Linked DNA regions of Homo sapiens: region 1 is linked to region 2. Evidence: chromatin contacts called from ENCODE Hi-C or POLR2A ChIA-PET data. All regions are on one chromosome and are shown on one strand. Each heading gives the region's core, a stretch centred on a gene start or an enhancer-like site at or near the end of the contact. The rest is flanking DNA. Distances are from core to core; before and after follow the strand shown.

The links. A loop is a pair of places that touch in the nucleus more often than their neighbours do. ChIA-PET counts read pairs that join two places held with the same protein, here RNA polymerase II (POLR2A). Pooled maps may share reads with other maps.
Region 1: a map of cardiac septum shows a loop between it and region 2 (2.2-fold over the local background). The contact joins two enhancer-like sites. A Hi-C loop is called at or near these places in 3 of 168 maps with a recorded cell type or tissue (Right ventricle myocardium inferior, cardiac septum and heart right ventricle) and 2 of 50 pooled maps. POLR2A ChIA-PET finds 5 or more read pairs at or near these places in 2 of 52 experiments (MCF 10A and SK-N-SH).

Annotation. Positions count from the first base shown.
Region 1 is chr5:31,774,097-31,777,174 of GRCh38, forward strand. All of the region lies in intron 1 of PDZD2 (PDZ domain containing 2), which reads left to right. Among named protein-coding and RNA genes, the nearest start is that of PDZD2, 140 kb to the left of the region's middle. Within about 2 kb of position 1,340, at least 4 of the 41 ENCODE cell types and tissues checked have a DNase peak (open chromatin) inside an H3K27ac peak, as active enhancers do; they include heart right ventricle, where a contact is called at or near this core.
Region 2 is chr5:31,691,198-31,694,441 of GRCh38, forward strand. The region is part of intron 1 of PDZD2 (PDZ domain containing 2); the gene reads left to right. Among named protein-coding and RNA genes, the nearest start is that of PDZD2, 54 kb to the left of the region's middle. Within about 2 kb of position 1,523, at least 5 of the 41 ENCODE cell types and tissues checked have a DNase peak (open chromatin) inside an H3K27ac peak, as active enhancers do; they include heart right ventricle, where a contact is called at or near this core.

The DNA.
Region 1 (3,078 bases), core at 90-2,589, 83 kb after region 2:
CCAGAAGCCAGCTCACCCCAGCCCTAAGCCTGGTGTGGGCTGAGCTGGGGCTGTGTCTTCCTGGAGCCTGGCATCTGCTCACCCGTTCTTATTTCCCAGAGTTCTACTTGACCTGTGGGTAGGTGGGTAGTTCAGATTTGAGCACCACCCTACACAGAGGGTAAAAACCTGGGAGGCCAGGGCAGGAGTAGATAAAAGAAAGATGAGGAAAGGTGTGAATCAGAGCTCAGAAGGGAAAGAAACCACCCCCTTTGCCAAAAAGTTGATCATTGTGCAGAGAATACAGGTTCACTGTAGAAAAAAGAAAACAAAGAAGATAAAAACTACTTGTTAGTGGCTAGGTGTGGTGGCTCATACCTGTAATCACAGCACTTTGGGAGACTGAGGCAGGCAGATCACGTGAGGTCAGGAGTTCGAGACCAGCCTGACCAACATGGTGAAACCCTATCTCGACTAAAAATACAAAAAAAGTAGCCGGGTGTGGTGGTGCACGCCTGTAATCCCAGCTATTTGGGAGGCTGAGGTAGGAGAATCGCTTGAACCTGGGAGGCAGAGGTTGCAGTGAGCCAAGATCACACCACCTTTGCACTCCAGCCTGTGAAACAAGAGCAAAACTCCCTCTCAAAAAAAAAACAAAAACCAAAAAACTGCTTGTTAGTCTTACCACCCAGAATGAAAACAGTTAGTGTTTTAATGTTTTAGCTATTTTACTTCCTGACTTTTTACACATACACCAATGTGTATATAAATAGAACTTTAAAAATGGAAAGGGATCATACTCCTTAGTGTGCTGTTAAATGTTTAACAAATGGCTGGCAGGGAGGGGCCATCCTGATTTGTAGCATTTGCCAATTTCTGTGGTGTAAACACTCCCACCATGGCTGGTTTCAAAGTATCAACATGATGTCAACCAGCTTGCAAACTTCCTGAAATTTTAACAATCAGCTCTTGGGAAACATCGAGAGCCAACTCCAGCAGGCTGCCAACTACATTTTGTTTTCTAATTAGCCTTTCTTCCTCACGCTATAGTACAAACGTCTTCATGCCTAAACTTTTCAAAAGTTGTCTTTCTCAAATTACTTATTTGAGTCAAAATTGTTTTCCTTTGGGAATCTGGAACCGATTGTAAATACTGTCCTCTAGTTAGAATTTGCCTGTTTCTCATGTTCCATAGATCCTTGTCTGAGTGGGGAGTGGATCCACACTTTTTTATTAGGTGGCTGGAATAGAGATGTAATTGAAAAAAAAAAAAAGATTAATGTGATGCTGCAGAAGCATGTGGCGGCTTGGCAGTTCATTATCTGAGGACGGATTTGACGTAATAGAGACAATTTTCTCCTTTGCAGCTCCTTCTCCTTGGCCCAGCCAGCTCAGTTCTATACTTGTCACTCATTTCCCTTGGCCTTTCTGATGGAAATTTGTCCCTACTCCAGTCTGCCTGATGAGAGTAGGGCTGCAACTGTTTGGCCCAAGTCAAACCTCATAATCAGATCCATGTTTTCCTTGTTGAATGGGAGCTTTGGGAAATTGGAAGGGGAAGAGGGAGTGGAGAGCTGCACTCACAGAGCGTGTGTGTGTGTGTGTGTGTGTGTGTGTGTGTGTGTGTGTGTAGTCATCTCCCACTTGGCTCCAGGGTAACGTGTTGGCCTTCCAACGCTGGTGGACTGTTAGATCTGTGCTGAGAGCCTAGTAGGTGGAAAAACTTGGTGCCAAAGGTCTCCCACACTGGGCTTTTAATTGCTTTAAAAGAGGCTGAGCTTTGTGAGCTTCCGGTAACAAACCTGGCTCTCCCGGGCCCTGTGGATTTAGATGGGGAGTTTTTGACTAAGGCTTCATGAGTGTGGCCAGCATGCGTTAGGTGGACATGGGGGAGGGGCAGTCCACTGTCACAGTAAGAAGGAAAGCCTTGGCCATTCCCACTAGGTCTGAAGCTAGCCAATGGAACAGAAAGGCAAGAAGTCTGGTTTGGAGTCCTGACAAGAGTGCCAAGCTCAGATTCCTGGAGTGTAAGAGGCAAAGGACAAGGCCTGTGTGAATAAGGGGCCTTCACTGGCGGAGCCCCTAGGTCTCTGCCGTTCCCTAGGTCATCTTGGACTCCTCCTCTTCTCTATCCCCTTCCCCACTAACCTCATTCCAAGTGGTCACCAAGACCAGTTAACTGTGCCTCTGAAATTGTCCAAGATGCCAGCCCCTTCCCCCACCATCCCATTGCCACTCCCCTATCCAGGCAGTCACTGGATCCCATCTGAGCTATGAGGAACAGTCCTCCAACTGCCTCCCTGCCCTGTGGTCTCACTCAGTGCACAGACATCCTTTCGGGTCCCTACCCTACTCCCCATACATTGTGTTTTTATTTTATTTATTTATTTATTTATTTATTTATTTATTTATTTATTCATTTTTAGTAGAGACAGGTTACTTATGTTGGCCAGGCTGGTCTCGAACTCCTGACCTCGTGATCTGCCTGCTTCATCCTCCCAAAGTGCTGAGATTACAGGCATGAACCACCACGCCTGGCCTTATTTTTTATTTTATTTATTTATTTATTTATTTATTTATTTATTTATTTTGAGACGGAGTCTTGCTCTGTCGCCCAGGCTGGAGTGCAGTAGTGCAGTCTTGGCTCACTGTAACCTCCACCTCCTAGGTTCAAGCTATTCTCCTGCCTCAGCTTCCCGAGTAGCTGGGACTGCAGATGCACGCCACCCTACCCTGCTTGGTTAATTTTTTTTTTGTATTCTTGGTAGAGACAGGGTTTCACCATGTTGGCCAGGCTGGTCTTGAATCCCTGGTCTCAGGTGATCTGCCTGCCTTGGCCTCCCAAAATGCTAGTGAGGGGTGACAACGTGCTGGCGGCCCTCACTCACTCTCAGCACCTCCTCGGCCTCAGGCGTTCGCTCTGGCCACACTTGAGGAGCCCTTCAGCCCACCGCTGCACTGTGGGAGCCCCTCTCTGGGCTGGCCGAGCCTGGAGCCGGCTCCCTCTGCTTGCTGGGAGGTGTGGAGGGAGAGGTGCGGCCAGGAACCGGGGCTGTGCACTGGCGCTCGCGGGGCAGCGTGAGTTCCGGGTGGGCACGG
Region 2 (3,244 bases), core at 273-2,772:
GCTGCAGACCTTCGCGGTGAGTGTTACAGCTCTTAAGGCGGCGCGTCTGGAGTTGTTCGTTCCTCCCGGTGGGCTCGTGGTCTCGCTGGCTTCAGGAGTGAAGCTGCAGACCTTCGCGGTGAGTGTTACAGCTCATAAAGGCAGTGTGGACCCAAAGAGTGAGCAGTAGCAAGATTTATTGCACAGAGCGAAAGAACAAAGCTCCCGTAGAGTGGAAGGGGGCCCGAACAGGTTGCCACTGCTGGCTGGGGCAGCCTGCTTTTATTCTCTTACCTGGCGCCACCTGCTTTTATTCTCTTATCTGGCGCCACCTGCTTTTATTCTCTTATCTGGCGCCACCTGCTTTTATTCTCTTATCTGGCGCCACCTGCTTTTATTCTCTTATCTGGCGCCACCTGCTTTTATTCTCTTATCTGGCCCCTGCTGATTGGTAGAGCCCAGTGGTCTGTTTTGACAGGGCACTGATTGGAGCATTTACAATCCCTGAGCTAGACACAAAGGTTCTCCATGTCCCCATCAGATTAGCTAGATACAGAGTGTTGACACAAAGGTTCTCCAAGGCCCCACCAGAGTACTAGATAGGGAATGTGGATTGGTGCATTCACAAACCCTGAGCTAGACACAGGGTGCTGATTGGTGTGTTTACAAACCTTGAGCTAGATACAGAGTGCTGATTGGTGTATTTAGAATCCCTTAGCTAGACATAAAGGTTCTCCACGTCCCCACCAGACTCAGGAGCCCAGCTGGCTTCACCCAGTGGATCCCACACCAGGGCTGCAGGTGGAGCTGCCTGCCAGTCCTGTGCCCTGCACCCGCATTCCTCAGCCCTTGGGTGGTCGATGGGACTGGGCGCAGTGGAGCACGGGGTGGCGCTCATTGGGGAGGCTCGGGTGGCACAGGAGCCCACGGAGTGGAGGGGAGGCTCAGGCATGGCGGGCTGCAGGTCCCGAGCCCTGCTCGCGGGAAGGCAGCTAAGGCCCGGCGAGAAATTGAGCACAGCAGCTGCTGGCCCAGGTGCTAAGCTTCTCACTGCCCGGGGCCGGTGGGGCCGGCCGGGCGAGTGCGGGGTCCGCGGAGCCTACGCCCACTCGGAACTTGCGCTGGCCCGCAAGCACCGGGCGCGGCCCCGGTTCCCGCCCGCGCCTCTCCCTCCAAACCTCCCTGAAAGCTGAGGGAGCTAGCTCCGGCCTTGGCCAGCCCAGAAAGGGGCTCCCACAGTGTAGCGGCGGGCTGAAGGGCTCCTCAAGTGCCGCCAAAGTGGGAGCCCAGGCAGAGGAGGTGCCGAGAGCGAGCGAGGGCTGTGAGGGCTGCCAGCAGGCTGTCACCTCTCAGCCTGACTCATTTTCCAACCCTTCCCTTGCCTTCTGGACAGTCCCCTGCTTCCCTAGCTCTGACATCCTCATGACCTTCTGTCTCCAGCATTGTCAGGCCCTTGGACCAGCTCACGGCAGCCAGGACACAGAGGCATTGTGCCATTCCTAGGCCAGCTGAGGGACGTGGACAGTGTGAGGGCTCAAGCATGATGATATTTCCAACAGGCCTTCTTGTACATGCAGGGCAGGCCAGGGCCCGTTGCCAGCACCTGAGAGGAGCTGTGATGCAGCTCATGATCCAGTGATCGCATCCAACTGGCTGCCGGCTGCTGTCCAGGCCTCCGGGAGGACCCGCAGCCTCTGTCCGGGTCAGGGGAATCGGCGTCTTTCCCAGACCACCATGAGGGCCGGCGTTCCTGCTCAGCTGTGAATGCTGCTGTTGTTATGGCTGCTGCTTGGCTTAGGTTAAGCGGCTTGTTTGTTTTCTAACTTCAGGCTGGGAAGAGGGAGCGTTTGGATCTGGCAAGGACCTTGGTGTGCAAAGTGAAGTCCCTGATTGGAAGGACGCAGCCTGGCAGGGGCCTGCTGCGCTGCTCATGATTGGATGTGAGGTTTCTGGGGCCTCTGCAAGCTCGGAGCTAAGAGTGGTGAAGAGTCTGGGTGTGGGGGTGGGAGGACAGGGAAAAGAGGACAGTCTGGGGGTGGGGGCAGGAGGATAGTGGGAAAGCACTTTTTTTTTTTTTTTTTTTGAGACGGAGTCTCACTCTGTTGCCCAGGCTGAAGTGCAGTGGTACGATCTCGGCTCACTGCAACCTCCGCCTCCCGGATTTAAGCGATTCTTCGGTCTCAGCCTCCTGAGTAGCTGGGACTACAGGTGTGCACCACCACACCAGGCTAATTTCTGTATTTTTAGTAAAGACGGGGTGTCATCATATTGGCCAGGCTGGTCCGGAACTCCTGACCTCGTGATCTGCCCACCTCGGCCTTCCAAAGTGCTGGGATTATAGGCGTGAGCTACCGCGCCTGGCCGAAAAGCACTTTTTTTTTTCTGTCTCCTTCAGTGATGAAGCTTTGGGGCTGTACAGTCTCCTGTCATCCCCAGCAGGGAGCTCAGAGTCAAGCCCAAAGTGTCTGTGTGCACTCGTGGCTTCCAGAGATCAGCTTGAAGCCAGGAGTTACTTTGTTAGCAAAGTTTAGATGTAACTGGGAGGAAATTGCTCTCCAGTTCGCTGGCATATTCCCCATATGTAGTTAATGAAGGGACCGTCAGTCTCTATTCAGGAGCTGGGAGACTTGGATTCTAGTGCCAGCTCTGCCCTTATGGTCAGAAAACTTTGAGGAAGTTGCTTAAATGCTGAATTTCAGATTTCTCACCTGGAAAATGAGACATGAGAGAACTAACTCCTTCCTGCTTCCCAGGCTGAGGAGGAGCAAAAGGGATTTCATATGTCAAAGCCCTTTTTGAAATGGATCATCATTAACTGCGTCATAACTGCCCAGGATTGAATATTGTTTTTAAAGACAATGGTAGAATGTACGCCACTCCTAAATAAAATGCTTCGTAATCATGTTAGCATTTAGAATGTCAGGAACAAAACAGTGCTTGTAGGCCGGGTGCGGTGGCAATCCCAGCACTTTGGGAGGCCATGGTGGGCAGATCACTTGAGGCCAGGAGTTCCAAGACCAGCCTGGCCAACATGGTGAAACCCCATCTCTACTAAAAATACAAAAATTAGCCGGGCGTGGTGGCCAGTGCCTGTAATCCCAGCTACTTGGGAGGCTGAGGTGGGAGAATCATTTGAACCCAAGAGGCGGAGGTTGCAGTGAGCCAAGATTGCGTCACTGTACTGTAGCCTGGGCAACAGAGTGAGACTCCATCTCAAAAAACAAACAAAAAAACAAAAAACAATGCTTGCAGAATGTTAAAAGCT